Linked DNA regions of Homo sapiens: region 1 is linked to region 2. Evidence: read pairs that join two places in POLR2A ChIA-PET (ENCODE). Cell type or tissue: PC-9. All regions are shown on one strand. Links, peaks and the distances in the headings refer to the core of each region. The heading gives the core; the rest is flanking DNA. Region 1 overlaps SLC43A1 (solute carrier family 43 member 1). Region 2 overlaps TNKS1BP1 (tankyrase 1 binding protein 1).

Region 1 (8,326 bases), core at 102-8,101, 190 kb after region 2:
CCCCATAAGTCAGTTAATAAAGTATCCCGTTCCCTAGGTGATGAAGCTGAGGCACAGAATGAGAACCAGGCACTGCCCTCCAGTCCCCTCTAGAAGTCCACTTGGAGGACTTGTCCTTAACGGTAAACTGCCAACTTGGAGTTGTGACAAGTTAAGGAGAAAAGCTAGTGATAGGAGACAAAGGGCTGCTTCGCTTTACTCAATGCTCAGTGAGTCATGAGGTGGCTGCCCCCAGGCCTCCAAGTTGTCACTTGGCAGCACTGCCAAGGGCAAACTCAGGGTGCACCTGGAGCAGGCAGACAGACCAGGGTCTGAATTCCCACCACCAGCCTTACTAGCTGTGCACCTTGACCAAGTAACTTTCTTCTTGTCTGTAAACCGGACCAAAGAATGCCTAACCCACGACCTCCTTAGGAGGATTAAATTGGAGACAGTAAACAAAGAGCTTTGCACAGTGCCTGGCCCAGAGAAAGTGCTCCTGAAGGATCTGAGGAAGGGGTAGCTGACCCTCCTGGTGGGTCATGTGGTAAGCACGTACTCTAGGAGCTGGGCATCCACACTACATGAGACAGGAAGTTCTCAGCTCTAGAGTGACAGGTGCTGCTAAAAGAACAAACCAGGCCAGGTGCAGTAGCTCACACCTGTAATCTCAGGACTTTGGGAGGCCAAGGTGGGTGCATCTCTTGAGCCCAGGAGTTCAAGACCAGCCTGAGCAACATTGGGAAACCTTGTCTTTACAAAACAAATTTTAAAAATCAGCCGAGCATGGCGATGCATGTCTGTAGTTCCAGCTACCTGGGAGTCTGAGGTGGGAGGATTGCTTGAGCCCGGGCGGTCGAGGCTGCAGTGAGCCATGATCACACCATTGCACTCCAGTCTGGGTGACAGAGCAAGGCCCTGTCTCAAAAAAAAAAAAAAAGAAAAGAAAAGAAAAGAAAAAGGAAACAAAAAAACCAACAAGGGGACAAGGGGATGTGATAATGCCTGGATACTAGGGGGTGGTAGAGGACATCTGCCCTCAGTAGTGAAAATGACCCCTGACTTTACATATCCAAAGGTCATGCAGTTGGCAGAAGAGTAAAGATAAAGGAATCTGTGTGTTGACATAAGGAAGAACACAAAGGCCTGGCAGATCCTGAGTGTTGACCAGCCATGGAAGGAACTGTCCTGGACAACAGAGAGTCTTCTTCAGTACCAGCTGCCAAGGAGGTGGGGAAAGTGCTCAGACACCTCCAGGAAGCACTTAGGGGTTGGACCACACAGCCTTTGGGGATCAGGCTAGCCCTATAATTTAGTGATCTTTATGATCACTGTCATTTCTCTACAGGTTTTTTTTTTTTTTTTTTTTGAGACAGGGTCTCACTCTGTCTCCCAGGCTGGAGTGCAGTGGTGCAATTATAGCTCACTGCACCTTTGACTTCCCAGCTCACTGTAGCCTTGACCTCCCGAGTTCAAGTGATACCCCCACCTCAGCCTCCTGAGTAGGTGTGTCTACAGGTGCATGCCACCACACCTGGCTACTTTTTGTATTTTTTGTAGAGATGAGGTTTCAACTGTTGCCCAGGCTGGTCTCGAACTCCTGGGCCCAAGTGATCTGCCTGCCTGGGCCTCCCAAAGTGCTGAGATTACAGACATGAGCAACTGTGCCCGGCCTCTCTACAGGTTTATCTGCATTGGTTTATTCATTCTACACCCACTTACTGGATATTTACTATACAACAGCACTGTGCTGGGACAATGCGTAAAGCAAGAAGAAATACAAAGATGATTTTAGACCAGAGGCTGCACACCGGTGACCAGCAGTTGCCCCCACCCATGTTTTGCTCTGCTGGCAATGTTGACCCTTATAGTGTTGTAAATTATAATTGGGTGCCAGTTTAAAATCAGGAGTTATCACATAAAAATCCAGATGTCTTGCTTCTCTTTAAAAAGTTAGAAGATCGGCCAGGTGCGGTGGCTCAAGCCTGTAATCCCAGCACTTTGGGAGGCCAAGGAGGGTAAATCACAAAGTCAGGAGATCGAGACCATCCTGGCTAACACGGTGAAACCCCATCTCTACTAAAAATACAAAAAAAAAATTAGCCGGGCGTGGTGGTGGGCGCCCGTAGTCCCAGCTACTTGGGAGGCTGAGGCAGGAGAATGGCGTGAACCCGGGAGGCGGAGCTTGCAGTGAGCCGAGATCGCGCCACTGCACTCCAGCCTGGGTGACAGAGCAAGACTCCGTCTCAAAAAATAAAAATAAAAATAAAAAGTTAGAAGATCTAGGCATGACTGTAGCTGAGTGGAGGCCATCCCCTTTTGCCAGGGCTTGCCTTCTCAAGGTCATACACGTCCTCACCTCTCTTTTAATTCCCAGACATTGCTATTCTACACCTGCCCTGCTTTACCCAATTATTAGCAAATGCCTGGCCTCAGCTGGCATTTCCATTTGCAGTCCCTGAATTAGACACTGTTCCTGCTCCTAAGTCTTTGATAATCAAATGACAATTTCCCTCACAAACAATCCCACTAGCGTGCAAATTTACACCTACTTTGTGCCAATATTTTCTATAGAGAATCCCATTTAATCCATGCAATAACCCTAAAGGGTGAGTACAATGGTCCCCATTTTATAAATGGTAAGGGTCCAAGAAGCAAAGCAATTCAGTTAGCCAGCTTCTTACAGGCAGGCTCAGATTCAAACTCAAGATAATCTCCAAAGTCAACAGTTTTCCACTGCACCAAAGGGCCTCTGTGTTACATGGGCCAGTTAGCTCAGTAAGTTTCCCAAGCACACATCAGTGCCAGAAAGGACATGTGCTCTTCCACTAACGGAGAATCCATTCCCGTGAAATGCTAATGACTTAGTGTCAATTCATACATTCATTCCTGTTTTATCGATCAGCCTTTTATGAGTTTGACCAACGAGTTCATTCATAAGGAAGGCTTGATCACTCTGAGTAGTTGGATAAAAATCCAAATTCTGAACTAAAAGGAGAGCCAGCCCAAGATGCCAAGACCTCTTAGAGCTGTGTCCATGTTAATGACAACAGAAAAGGTCTTTGGCATCAACCCCCAACCCCAACATTTATAGACAAATAAAGCGAAGCATAGGATGGGACAGTGATTAAGCTGGGCTTGGAAGCCAGGGAAAGCAGTGTTTCCCAATATGTGGTATGCACAGCATGTGAGCACTCAAGATGGGTTCAGGAAGTAACATGGAGCAGTTTTTCAGGTTTCATAGTTATTCGTTATTTGAATGTGTATTAAAAACATACATTGGCCAGCCGCAGTAGCTCGCACCTATAATCCCAGCACTTTGGGAAGCCAAAGCAGGTGGATCACTTGAGATCAGGAGTTCAAGACCCACCTGGCCAACATGGTGAAACCCTGTCTCTACTAAAAATACAAACATTAGCCGGGTGTAGTGGTGGGTGCCTGTAATCCCAGCTACTCCAGAGGCTGAGGCAGGAGAATCGCTTGAACCCAGGAGGCAGAGGTTCCAGTGAGCCGAAATCACACCACTGCACTCCAGCCTGGGCTACAGAGAGAGACTCCATCTAAAAAAAACTAACAACAACAAAAAAAATAACAAAAAACGATACACGTATATACGTACATATATATGTATTAGAAACATACATGTATATGTATAACGTGTGGGGGTGGGTAACAGCAAACCCGATATTCCAAGAATATTACACTTTAGAATGAAGCTATTTTTTTTTAAGCAGACTGATTCAAAAGGAATTATTAAGTAAATAACACTAGCTATGGCAAAGGGAAATGGTAAAATCATGAAGGTAAACTGCAAATGACTAGGTTTGGGATGGTTGTGAAGCACCTGGAGTCTGGAAGAGCCGGGTTCAAATTCTAATTCCACTAGCTGTGCTGCAGAAACTCTCTGAGGCTCCATTATCTCATCTGGGAAATGGGGACTGTGGTCTCAACCACCTGAGAGGCTGGCTCTGAGAATTGTCACACATACACACACAGCGAACACTCACAAAATGATCCCATTTTCTTTGTCTCCCTGCTCAGTGTTCCTTTCCTAACCCCATGATGCTTCCCTTTCCTGCCTCTGACATGGTCACATTCAGCAAAAACACCTTAGGGGTTGGGTGTGGTGGTTTATGCCTGTAATCCCGGCACTTTGGGAGGCCAAGACAGGAGGATCGCTTGAGTCCAAGAGTTTGAGACTAGCCCTGGCAACATAGTGAGACCCCATCTATACAAAAAATAAAAACATTAGCTGAGCATAGTGGCGCACACCTGCAGTCCCTGCAACTCCAGAGGCTGAGGTGGGAGGATCACTTGAACCTGGGAGGTGGAGGACGCAATGAGCTGAGACCACACCATTGCAGTCCAGCTTGGGTGACAAAGTGATACCCTGTCTCAAAAAATAATAGTAAGTAATTAATTAAATAAAATTTTAAAATTAGTCAGGTGTGGTGGTGTGCACCTGTAGTCCAAGCTACTCAGGAGGCTGAGGTGGGAGGATTGCTTGAGCCTGGGAGATCAAGGTTGCAGTGAGCATTGATCATGCCACTGCACTCCAGTCTGGTGACAGAGTGAGACCTTGTCTCAAAAACAAACAAACAAAATCTTAGGATTGGGCTCTCGCTGGTGTCTTGTCTATGGCTGGATTCCCCCAGGAGAGCCCTGGGCCACTGAAGGTCAGGGACATCCACACTATTCCCATGAGTCCCAGTAGAAAGGTTCTGGAGTCCAATGTGAAACTAAATCTTTACTCTGCCCTTTACTAGCTGTGTGACCTTGCACAAGTTACTTAGCATCTCTGAGCTTCAGGTTTCTCTTCTATAAAATGGGGTTAATAAAAATAATACCTGTATCACAGATTTGTAGTGAGGACTAAATATCTAACTAACAAACAGTAAATGCCTAAAGAACTTTAGCAATTGTTTTATTTGGGCACTTATGCTGGATATAGAGTAGTTTGTGATAAATTGAACTGCTTCTGCCTAAATTCTGAGAAACAGAGGCTCCGTTAGCTGTGATACCCTTATAGGTAGGTCAGAGGATGTGGCCAGGTAACCCCAAAGTTGATACTAGTGAATGCTTCAATAATGAGTTCCAGGCCAGGCACAGTGGCTCACATCTGTAATCTCAGCACTTTGGGAGGCTGAGGTGGGAAGATCACTTGAGCCCAGGAGTTCAAGACCAGCCCTGGCAACATAGTGAGAACCTGTCTCTACAAAAAATAAAAAATTAGCCGAGGCCAGGTGCAGAGGCTCACGCCTGTAATCCTAGCACTTTAGGAGGCCAAGAAAGGGGGATCACTTGAGGCCAGGGGTTCTAGATCAGCCTGGGCAACATGGTGAAACCCCGTCTTTACCAAAAATACAAAAAAATTAGCCGGGCATGGTGGCACAGGCCTGTAATCCCAGCTACTTGGGAGGTTGAGGCAGCAGAATCACTTGAACCCAGGAGGCGGAGGTTGCAGTGAGCGGTGATTGCGCTGCTGCACTCCAGTCTGGGCGACAAAGCAAGACTGTCTCAAAAAATAAAAATAAAAAATAAAAAATTAGCCGTGCGTGGTGGTACATGCCTGTGGTCCCAGCTACTTAGGGGGATGAGACATGAGGATCACTTGTATCCAGGAGGCTGAAGATGCATTGAGCTGTGTTTATACCACTGGACTCCAGCCTAGGCAAGAGAACAAGACCCTATTTCTAAAATAATAATAATTGTAATAATAATAATGAGTTCCTCATTTGTTGAGCTCTTCATATTTTTGTTAAATGACATCATTTGATCCTTAAATCATTGCTCTTTGGAAGAAAGGTTGACAATTGTCCACTTTGTTTTATAGACTTGGAAAGAATGGAGATCCAGAGAAGATAAGGTCACATAGCAAATAACAGCAAAGCCAGGTTCAGAATGTAGTAACAATCCCATCCGTAGTCTGAAATTTTATCTGCTTACCCTCATTTCATTTTCACAACAGCGCTATAAGGTATGGATTACTAGTCCCATTTTACCATATGGGGTAATTGAGGTATTAAGAAAATTAAGTGCCAGGCACGGTGGCTCACGCCTGTAATCCCGACACTTTGGGAGGCCAAGGCGGGTGGATCACCTGAGGTGAGGAGGTCGAGACCAGCCTGACCAATATGGTGAAACACTGTTTCTACTAAAATTACACAAATTAGCCGGGCATGGTGGCATGCACCTGTAATCCCAGCTACTCAGGAGGCTGAGGCAGGAGAATCGCTTGAACCTGGGAGGCGGAGGTTGCAGTGAGGTGAGATCGCACCACTGCACTCCAGCCTGGGCAACAGAGCGAGATTCCATCTCCAAAAAAAAAAAAGAAAAGAAAAGAAAGAAAGATAGAAAGAAAATTAAGCTTCAATCACCCAACAGCACATAGCGGAGTTGGAAGTCTGCCTCTTTCCACACACTATGGCAACACAGATTCCTGGTCTAATTCTGTGTTCTTGGGACACTGCAGAGGAAGACTGACACCCAAAGTGAATAAAGTTCCAAGAAGCAGAAAACGGACACTTTTGATCATGCAGCATGACTGAGGCAGATCAGGCAACAGCACCCACAGTCAGCCCGAGAGCCTCAAGGATTTTGGCTGGAGTCCCTTGAAGGGAAGAGAGGTAGGTAGAGATAGGCATGTTGTACCCTGCTTTGCAAGAATGGACAAATAAGTCCTAGAAAATTAAAAAATTAGCCAGGTGTGGAAGCACATGCCTGTAATCCTAGCTACTCAGGAGGCTGAGGTGGGAAGATCACGTGAGTCCAGAAGTTCAAGGCTGCAGCAATGATCACACCACTGAACTCCTGCCTAGCTGACAGAGTGAGACCCTATCTCAAAAATGAAACAAAACAAAAAAAAACAAATAAATTCTGAGAAAAGGACTGGGCACGGTGGCTCCCACCTGTAATCCCAGCACTTTGGGAGGTAGAGGCAGATGGATCACTTGAGGCCGGGAGTTCCAGAAAAGCCTGGCCAACAGGTGAAACTGCATCTTTACTAAAAATACAAAAATTAGCCAAGCATGGTGGTACACGCCTGTAATACCAGCTACTCAGGAGTCTGAGGCAGGAGAACTGCTTGAAACCAGAAGGCAGAGGTTGCACTGAGCCAAGATGAAGCCATTGCACTCCAGCCTGGGTGACGGAGACTCTGTCTCCAAAAAAAAAAAGAAACAAAGAAAAAATTCACTTTGGTCACCTCTAGTAATCCCTAACAGCCAGATTTAGAAGCATACCCACTTCTGGGCAATTTACAACACCAGGTGGATATCTCACACTATATACAAAATCAACTCAAAATGGATCAAGGATCTAACTATAAGAGCTAAAACTACAAAACTCTAAGAAAACACAGGCCGGGCATGGTGGCTCACACCTGCAATCCCAGCACTTTGGGAGGCCAAGGCGGGTGGATCACGAGGTCAGGAGATCGAAACCATCCTGGCCAATGTGGTGAAACCCCGTCTCTACTAAAAATACAAAAATTAGCTGGGCATGGTGGTGTGTGCCTGTAGTCCCAGCTACTCAGGAGGCTGAGGCAGGAGAATTGCTTGAACCCAGGAGGCAGAGGTTGCAGTGAGCCAAGATCGTGCCACTACACTCCAGCCTGGGTGACAGAGCAAGATTCCGTCAGAAGGACAAAGGAAGGAAGGAAGGAAGGAAGGAAGGAAGGAAGGAAGGAAGGAAGGAAGGAAGGAGGGAGGGAGGGAGGAAGGGAAGGAGGGAGGGAGGGAGAGAGGGAGGGAGGGAGAGAGGGAGGGAGGGAAAGAAGGAAGGAAGGAAGGAAGGAAGGAAAGAAGGAAACACAGGTGTAAATCTTTGTGACCTGAGATTAGGCAATAGTTCCTTAAACATGACACCAAGATACAAGTGGCAAAAGAGAAAAATAGAAAATTGGACTTCAATATTAAAAACTGTTGTGCACTAAAGGACACCAAAAGAAAGTGAAAGACAACCCAATAATGGAAGGAAAATTTTTACAAATCATATGTAGGAGACTTATATCTAGAACATAAAGAACTCTTACATCTCAGTAATAGAAAGATAACCTAATTTTAAAGTGGGCAAAGGACCTGAATAGACCTTTCTCCAAAGATATACCAAAAGCCAATAAGCACAGGAAAAGATGCTCAACATCATTGATCAGTAGGGAAACACAAATCAAAATCACAAAAAAACTTTACATCCACTAGGATGGCTATAACAAAAAAAAGATGGGCAGGCCGGGCGCGGTGGCTCATGCCTGTAATCCCAGCACTTTGGGAGGCCGAGGTGGGCGGATCACTTGAGGTCAGGAGTTCGAAACCAACCTGGCCAACATGGTGAAACCCCATCTCTACTG
Region 2 (8,326 bases), core at 31-8,030:
GCAACCTGCCCAGGACCACAAGGGCCTCCCAACTCCTAGTCCTGCGCCCTCCCCTCGTCCCTGCAGTCCTCAATGCAGCCTCAGTGGTTCCCTGTGCTCCGTCACCACCCCGTCAACAGCCTGAGTCGTCAGGAAGCTCCACTTCCTCAAATCCCCCTGGGCATCTCACTGGGCCCATCTTCCTCTCTCCCTTCTCCTCCTCCATCCCAAATGCCTCTCCAGAGTCCCCAAGACCACCATGATATGCTCTAGCCCCTTCCTGCTCCTCTCCTCCCACCACCAACCCCTTCCACTTATAAAAGCCCCTGCCCCACACTTCCCTTGCCTTCCCCACATACCCAGTGAGAAGCTCCCACTGTGGGGCTGGAAAAGGTAACATTTTCTGCTCACTAAAGGGAATAAAAGCGAATCTCAATGGATGGAAATGTTAACAAAACGGATGCAATGCCTTTTTAGCACGTTTCTCAGCTGCAAAACCATCTCAGCTGGTTTTAAAACATCCATGAAACAGACTGTGCTTGCCTTGCAAAGCCTTTGGAAAGTTCTTTCAGCAAATTTGCACAGAGGCCAAGGTCATGGGGCCAGGTCCCCATACCCTTCAGGTTCTTGAACTTGCTATTCCAGGCTTCAAGACAGGACAGGCAAGAAGCACCAAGTACCTAACCTCTTTGAGAACCCGTGGGTTCCACTGTCCACTCCACTCCTGGCTGTGGTGGCCCCAGCCAAGAAGACACGGAATTCTCTGCCCTATACCTATGAAACCACCTGTGGCTTCAGGGCTGAGAGGCCTGGGGAACGGCTACTGTGTACAAGAGTAGAACCCATCAGAAACCATCCAAGCTATGACATGCACCATTTCCCCCGTCACAGTCACAATTCCAAATCACCAAGCTCAAACATGGGTTGCAAAAGTAACACATTAGTCATCCTTCAAAAAAGGAACTCACCTGTATGTGTATCATATTTCAATTATTTTTAAGTAGAACTAAAAATTCTTAGTCCAAAATGTCTCAATTACCCAAACACTAAAAGTCCTCAGGAAAAACTGTTTCTTCCCTCCTCAGAAAGGTTCCGATTTCTTGGACAGCCTTCACATGTTCCCTCCCACACTTGGGATGGGGCTCCGTTCATTACCTTGCTCCGAAGCTGAGGGCTTCTCCTGTCTCCATTCCAGGGTCTGCAGGGTGTGGCTCCAAGGAAGACGAGGAGTAATCTTCACCCTGGGTCTCTGGCCCACTTGTCTCACCAACCCCCAGCTCCCTGGCCTCCAAGGGGTCTCTGGCCTCCAGGCCAGGAGACAAGCTGCCATTGTGCCTCAGGCCGGGCTCTGGGCACTGGCTCACCCCGCCCACCCCATGCTCCCTGGCTTCACTTGGAGCCCCAAAGAGCTCCACATTCTGGGGCGCCAAGTCCTGGGTCCAGTCCATCTGCCCCACTCCACATCCCCGTAGCCCCTGAGAACCTCCAGAGTCTGGGTCACAGGTCACCTCCAAATCCCTCAGGCCCAGATTGTTACCCCAGTCCATCTGGCCCACCCCAAGCTCTTTGGACTCTCCAGGACTGCAGACTGCCCCTGGGGCCATGTTTCTCAGCCCAAGGTCAGGTGTCCAGTCTGCCTGTCCAACTCCACGCTCCCTTGATTTAAGGAACTCTCCGGCCTCCACACCTGACCAGTCAGTCTGCCCCACGCCACTCTCTCTGGCCTGGCTGTGGCCTCCTCCCTCCCCGACCTCAGCCAAATCTTTGCTCTTCACATTAACATCAGAAGTCCAGTCCTTCTCCCCAACTCCGATTCCCCCCGGCTCTTCAGACCCTCCACTTTCCAAACAGCCGGTCAGGTTCATGTCTCTCAAGCTCAGGCCACCTGACCAGCCCATCTGTCCCACGGCACTCTCCCTGGCCTCGCTCGAGCCCCCAGAACCCACACAGCTGGACACTTCCAAGTTCCTGAGACCCAGCTGGTCAGTCCAGTCCACCGAGCCAGCTGTGGTCTTCCCAGGAGGCACAAAGTGACCACCTTCCATCTTGCTAGAAGGGCTAAAGCCAGCACCACTCACTCTGTCGTTGCCAATGATGCCAAACTGATAGCTCCTCTCACTGGCCTCGATGCAGAAGTCCCGGCTCCAGTCCTGCTGCCCTGGGCTAAATGCTGCCTCTCGCTGGGGGCCAACACTGAGGCTAAACTCACCGACCCAGCCTCGCTTTCCCATCTCCCCATCTTCCAGGTCAGCACTGCCAGGGCCCTGAGCCCCTGCCTGCTGTCTCTCCTGATGCCCTCCCACCTCCTGGCTAGCATCACTGTTTTGCCAGCTGCTCTGGTCTCTCTGCCCGAGTGCCCCATCCGGCACGTGGGCAGTGCTAGGACTGAACAAGCCCCCGGATCCTCTCTCTCCTGGCCGGCCAGCATCCCTGCTGCCCTCTCCAAGGCTGTCTTCCACACTTGGAATCTTCTTCTCAAATTCCTCATCCTGTTGCTGGGCTTCCTCGGGGCTGAACCCAGAGCTCAGGGGTCTCGTTCCAAAGCTTCTGTCCTGGGCGTCAAGGGTCCTGGAGCTGCCACCACTGCTGTAGTCCCTTATCCAAGCGCTCTTCCCAAACTCCTGTTCCTGTGGCTCCGCAGCCCGGCTGCCATAGGTGCCGAGTGACACATCTCTCTTCTGAAACTCCCAGTCCTGCTCATCGGCATCCTGGCTGCTGTACCTACCATGGTGGTCCCTCTTCCCCAAATCTTGGCCCTGCTCGTTGGCATCTTGGCTGGCATAAGCACCCAGAGAATCTCTCTTCCCAAATTCCCAGTCCCCAAGGCTTACATCTCGACTACTGTAGGTACCCAGTGAATCTCTCTTTCCGAATTCCTGGTCCTGGAGTTCTGCATCCCGGCTGGAGTAAGTGCCCTGGGAATCCCTCTTTCTGAACTCCCAGTCCTGAACATCTGCCTCCTGGCTCCGCTGAGTGCCAAGCTGGGCTGGCTTTCCAACTACCCGGTCCTGGGCTGTGAGCACCCCTGGGGCAGACACTTTACTCTGGTCTTGGCTGCTGCTGGCCTCCATCTCCTCCTGGCCGATGCCACACCTGCTGGCCCACTCCCTGGTGCTCCCTTCCCCTGCTCCTTGCCCATACTTGCTGGTCCAGTCCCTCTCTCCGAGACCTGGGTCTCCTCTAGGGCTTGCACCCCCAAGGCCATAGTCCTGAGAAGCACCTTGACACCAGCTGGAAGGACTGAAACTGCTGGGCTGTGGGTCTCCTGTGATCCCAAATTCACTCTGCAGATCTTTCTGGGACCAGCCAAGGAGTCCCTGGGAATAAGAAAAAAAAACAGACAAAGAAACAACGATTAGATTCCATCAGGGTGGGAGTCAATCCAGCAGAGTCAGCGCTGCCTAGTGCCTGAAAGCCCCACTTTGGCAACAGAAAGCTGTGTGACCTTGAGCAAATCACTTAACCACTCTGGGTCTCAGCGTCCTCATCCTTAAACGAGGATAATTCCTATTGCATGGGGCTGGTGTGAGAGGATTAAATGAGATCATTTAGACCAAGCACTCAGCATAGTGCTTGGCATGCAGTGGGCACTCAATCGATGGTCCCATGGTCATGTTTACAACTCTTGGGCAATACTTGGCTAACAGCCAGGAGAGGAGTGGTCTTCACACAGGAATGGCAGGCAGTGCACTTTCCTTTTGATTAGGAGAGGTCAAGATTCAAAGCCTCTCTGCGACTTCCCTTGCAAGGCAAGGTTCCAACACCAATGACAGCTTTTCCAGCCCGTCCTCCCCCATGCCCCATCTGACCCCCATCCTCCTATAAGTACCCAGGCCCTTCTTCCCCAGCCAAAGTGCCGTCTGCTCAATCTTCCCCAGGAAGACCTCTCAGCCCTCACCCTGGCCCAGGAAAGACAAGAGGGGCAGCCTCTGGCACAGGGGAAAATCCCAGCCAGGGCTTCTTGCACCCCACCCCCCACCTCACGCTCCCTGACTCACCCTTGTGGGCGGGAGAGCCCTGGGCTCAGGGCTTCGGAGCCGGCCAGCCTCATCCCTCAGCGCAGCGTTGGCCAGCAGCCGCTCCAGGATAGACATGCTGGCCTCCCCATCCCCAGGCTGGGCCATGGCCCCCCGCCCCCAACCCGCCTTGGGGCTGCTGGGTGCGGCCAGCCGGGCGCAGGGATAGAGCTGGGCTGCTACCCGCGCTGGGACCTGTCCGACGGCTCTGGCGCTGGCTCTCCCTCACCCTGGCCCTGCTCCCTCCGGAGCAGCTGCAGCTTGGGCAGCCCCGCCCAGGAGCCAGTTGAGTCACCCACATCCCGGGACAGACACACCTACTACAGGAGTCAGCTTAACCCCTTCCTGCTCCTCCTTCTCCCCGCCCCGCAGCCCCCAGAGGCCCCCTGGCTCCTCCTTTCCTGCAGCCCCGCCCCTTGCAGCCCAGGCCCGGCTTGAGAAATAAATTTCGAAAGCCACCTGGCCCCCGGCCCTTAAATTCAGAGGCAGCCTGGTAGGAGAAAGGGCACTGGGCCGGGAAACGGCGCTGGCCCGGGCCCAGCCACCAACTTGCTGGATAACTGCACAAGGCTAACCTCCTCTGAGGCCCAGCTGCCTGTCTACAAAGCAGGTCTGGAGCTCAATGTTAATAACGTTTGTAAAAGCCAACACTTCTTAAGCACTTAGGATGAGCCAGGCACTATTCTTAGCACTTTAGACATTACAGCTCATTGAACCCTTGCCAACACCCTTGGAGGTAGAACTCATCTTGTTATCCACATTTTACAGATGTGGAAACTGAGGCAGAGGGCAGAAAAGTCACTCTTTTAAGGTCACACCTGGGCAAAGGAAAGCAGAGCCAGGAGATGAACCCAGGAGCCCACGCTCTAAATGGCTACACTATTTTGCCTTGAACGATATTCCCATAATGAGAGACTGAATACTCAGCACCTGCCACGCACTGTGCCGAGAGCTTTCCACCTCGATTTACCCACAATATAACTCTAAGAGGCCAATGCTACTATCAGGAAAGCACTCTGAAGCCCAGCAGTTAAGGTACGTTCTTCCCAAGACCAATCAGCTAGCGATTGCTGGAGCTGGGATAGAGCCTCACACGAAACCCCACACACACACCGTCCTGTGTGGCTCTGCAGAGCTACAATCTGCAGGTCCACAGCTGCCTTGCTCACTACCACAGCCCAAGCTCTCGACATGTAAAATCCATGTTCAAAGAATGAAGCCCACCCAAGCCCTGGCCTCTGTCCCCAGAAGTCCCATTCTCCCTATGCCCATTCTCACCTCAGAGCAGGTACTTGGGGACTGTGTGTCCTTCAGCTCAGCTCCAGCTCCCCGCCTTGCACCGCCACCACTGGGTGGTGGTGAAGCCAGGAGGTCGTCCAGCCAGCGGGAGCTGCTTTCAGGGCCTGGAGGCTCGGGGGATGCCCTACACAAGTCTTGAGCCTCTGTCCTGGCTTGGGTGGTCTCAGCCCGGGCTAGGGTCACGGCCTCCTCCTCAACAGGCAGTGCCTGTCCAGGCTCAGGGGCATCAGCAAAGAGAACACAGGGCTGGTCAGGGGCTGCTGGCTGCTCCTGCCCCAGGACTGGCTCCAGGATGGGCAAGGCTGCCTCCCTGGTAGCCAGGGGGAGAGGGGACTCCTGTCCAGCCAAGGGCTCCTGCGACTCGTATCTCTCCTCTGCCTGCTGCAAAGGTAATCCAGGTGTGCCCTCAGTTGTAGGCAGGGGCTCAAGGGGAACAGCTGGGAATTGAGGTTGACTCTCCCCATCGCCCTTCTGGGTGAGGGACATGCTTGGATCATCCCCCTGCACCCAGGAACTTCCTGACCCACTTGGAGCTGACCCAGCCCCTTGCCCCTGCTGAGACACTCCTTCTTCCCTGCTGGAAACGGCCAAGTTGCCAGCCTCAGCAGCCTCGGCGGCCTCACTGGCTTCAGTGATGGGGGAGGGAGGCGGGGAGTCCAGCCGCCACACGCCCAGACCCGAGGGCCTCGTGGGGAAGGTCCATTCGAAGGACTGTGATAAGCTCCAGTTGGACTCTGCCCCAAAGGGACGATCCAGGGCCAACTGGCTCCCCTGGCCTTGGGGCAGGGCAGCCAGCGAGCCCCCCAGCTTCTCCTGGTCCTGACTGGGTGACTGGAGCACACCTTCAGAGAATCGGCGCTGAACCAGGCTGGTGGGGCGGAGGTGTGCGTCACCCTTGGCCTCCTCCTCCCCGCCAGATGGAAACGTCCGAGTGAGATCCAGCAACTCACCCACCTCGATCAGGGGCCGGGGTGAGGTGGCAGGGGGCTGATCCAGGCTATGGGGCTCCAAGACCTCAGGGGGTGGGCTGCTGGGTCTGGGGGCCTCTGGAGCCCCCTCGGCAGGGAGCCCCGGGCTGGGGGTGTGGCGGGAGCCCTCGTCAGGCAGGGCTGCACTTGGAGCTGATGGAGTCACAGCGGGGCAGGGAGAAGCCTGGGAAGCTTCAGGAGTCTGGGCTTCCAGAAGCTGTGAGTGGCAGGGAGAACTCTTATCAGGCGGGTGAAGATGGGGAGAGCCAGGGCCTGAGCCTGAGGCTTCTGCGGGGAGGCCTGGGCTGGCAGGGCCTCCATTCTCTGAGGAGGGGGCTGGACTTGAGGGAATCCAGGGCTTGGAAATCTGCAAGAGAAAGAAAGGTCAAGATCCGTCACTCACCTCTCAGCGGGGCGGGGAGGGTCCCCTCCGACCCCACACAGACCCCAGGTCAGCTTCTCCCAGGCTGGGAGGAGGCAACTGGAACCCGAGGGGGTCCTCTTGGGATAGCTGGGAGGGGCCCCACAGACGACTCAAGGCAGGACTTCTCACAGAGCCCCCTTTAGACCTTCTTCCCCAGAATGCGCCTATCCTTATTCACAAAGCATAATTCCTTTCGTCTCAGGTGGTTGGAACCCCTCACCCACTCAACCCAAAGCTCATGTGAGGATCTCCTCAGAGGCCACAGTTCGGGGTCCATAACACCTGCTTTATAAAGGGAAAAGGAACATTGTGAATCTGGCTCTTGAAGCACCTCAGCATGTGGGAGTCGTGAGGGGAGAGAGGGTTTCGCGTCCAAGCAGGATTCGAGGTGCAGTGCAGCTACAGAGCAGCTCGGGGGAGTGGCTACAGCGTGCAGGGGGTGCCCCTCATGGCACAGAAGGTGCCAAGGAAGCAGGAAGGCTATGGGACCCAGGCAAAAGGCACTGGGGGGTGTGACAGCGCCTGGCTTGAGCCGTCCCAGCACTGCCTCTTACCAGCATGTGCCCTCCCTCACATATGGCAGACACTTGGTCTCTCTGAGCCTCAGCTTCCCCATCTGTACATTAGGGCTGGTGGCAACAATGCTCATCTCCCAGTTAGGTGAGGGTGAAGGGAAATGTGTGCACTGGCCCCTCGGCATAGGACTCATGGGATGATGGCGGCAGAGAGTGGGGAGGACGTGGAGAGAAGAGGGGGACAAACAAGGCACCAAGCACCTGGCACTCCACCTGTCCCCAGACAATGAAGTGACTCTGGCTCCATCTGACCTTTGCCCTCTGCAGAGGTCACACTTCCCTGGCCGCCCTCTCCCATGTCGTTAATTCTCCCACATCATCACCTACTAGGCCTGGGCAAAATAAAGGGTCCTGCTTGCTTCTCAAGGTCCCTTCTGTTCCCTCCATGCTCACTCCCCTCTGCAACGTTCTAATGTCAAAGCTCGTGCCCTTAAACTACAGCACCCACAATTCTTTCTTGTTATTGACCCTTACGCACCCATCATTCCTTGAAAACCATAACCGCTGCATCACTGCAACCCTCTCCATCATTGTTGTGATAGCTTACAGTCATCTCCATAGCCAGATGCGACCCTTCCAGCCTCTGGTTCGTTGACCTCCTCTTCCTCAGTGACTGTGCGACCCATCCTCTCAAGGTCACACCCTAGACCTCATCCTTACCAGTGGCTGCAACCTCTGCATCATCTCAATCCCAAGTATCCCACTTGCCCACCCCCACCGCCTATCTGACCGGCTCACTCTATTTCCCCAACGCCCTTATTTTCAGCCCCTCTCATAGCACAGCCCCTTAACCCTAATTCTTTCTCATTGTCCCCCACTCCCCTCATACCCTCACCTCTCTTCTTATCACCATTAACGTCACTTTTTACTCAACACTCAACTCCCTCATCTGCTTCATCATACTGTTTAACCTGTTTAAATACAGCTCTCCAATACAGCTGGGCCAATCCTAGCCCAGCACCTGAGTAGCTGCATGTGGCTGGATAAAAACACACAATCGTGACAGCTGGTCTCACTCCAGATTCACTGCTGACCTCAAGCCGGCCCTAGAGCTGCCCAGAATCC

What was found. Peaks named below come from ENCODE experiments on the same cell type or tissue, not always from the same donor. Only the 100,000 strongest peaks of a DNase experiment are listed, where the experiment ranks them.
Region 1: POLR2A ChIA-PET joins it to region 2 with 9 read pairs; 7 of 35 experiments call an interaction of 5 or more read pairs at or near these places.

What each region holds. Positions count from the first base shown.
Region 1 is chr11:57,501,970-57,510,295 of GRCh38, forward strand. The region is part of intron 2 of SLC43A1 (solute carrier family 43 member 1); the gene reads right to left. Among named protein-coding and RNA genes, the nearest start is that of SLC43A1, 9.6 kb to the right of the region's middle. In PC-9, for the core only: no CTCF peak of the experiment used is centred there; a DNase peak (open chromatin) is centred at 252; H3K27ac peaks cover 697 bases.
Region 2 is chr11:57,307,261-57,315,586 of GRCh38, forward strand. TNKS1BP1 (tankyrase 1 binding protein 1) reads right to left here. Exons shown (of 12, transcript NM_033396.3): 5 at 5,274-6,629; 6 at 1,135-3,296. Among named protein-coding and RNA genes, the nearest start is that of TNKS1BP1, 14 kb to the right of the region's middle. RefSeq lists a silencer at 4,011-4,220. In PC-9, for the core only: no CTCF peak of the experiment used is centred there; DNase peaks (open chromatin) are centred at 901 and 4,271; H3K4me3 peaks cover 1,654 bases; H3K27ac peaks cover 3,794 bases.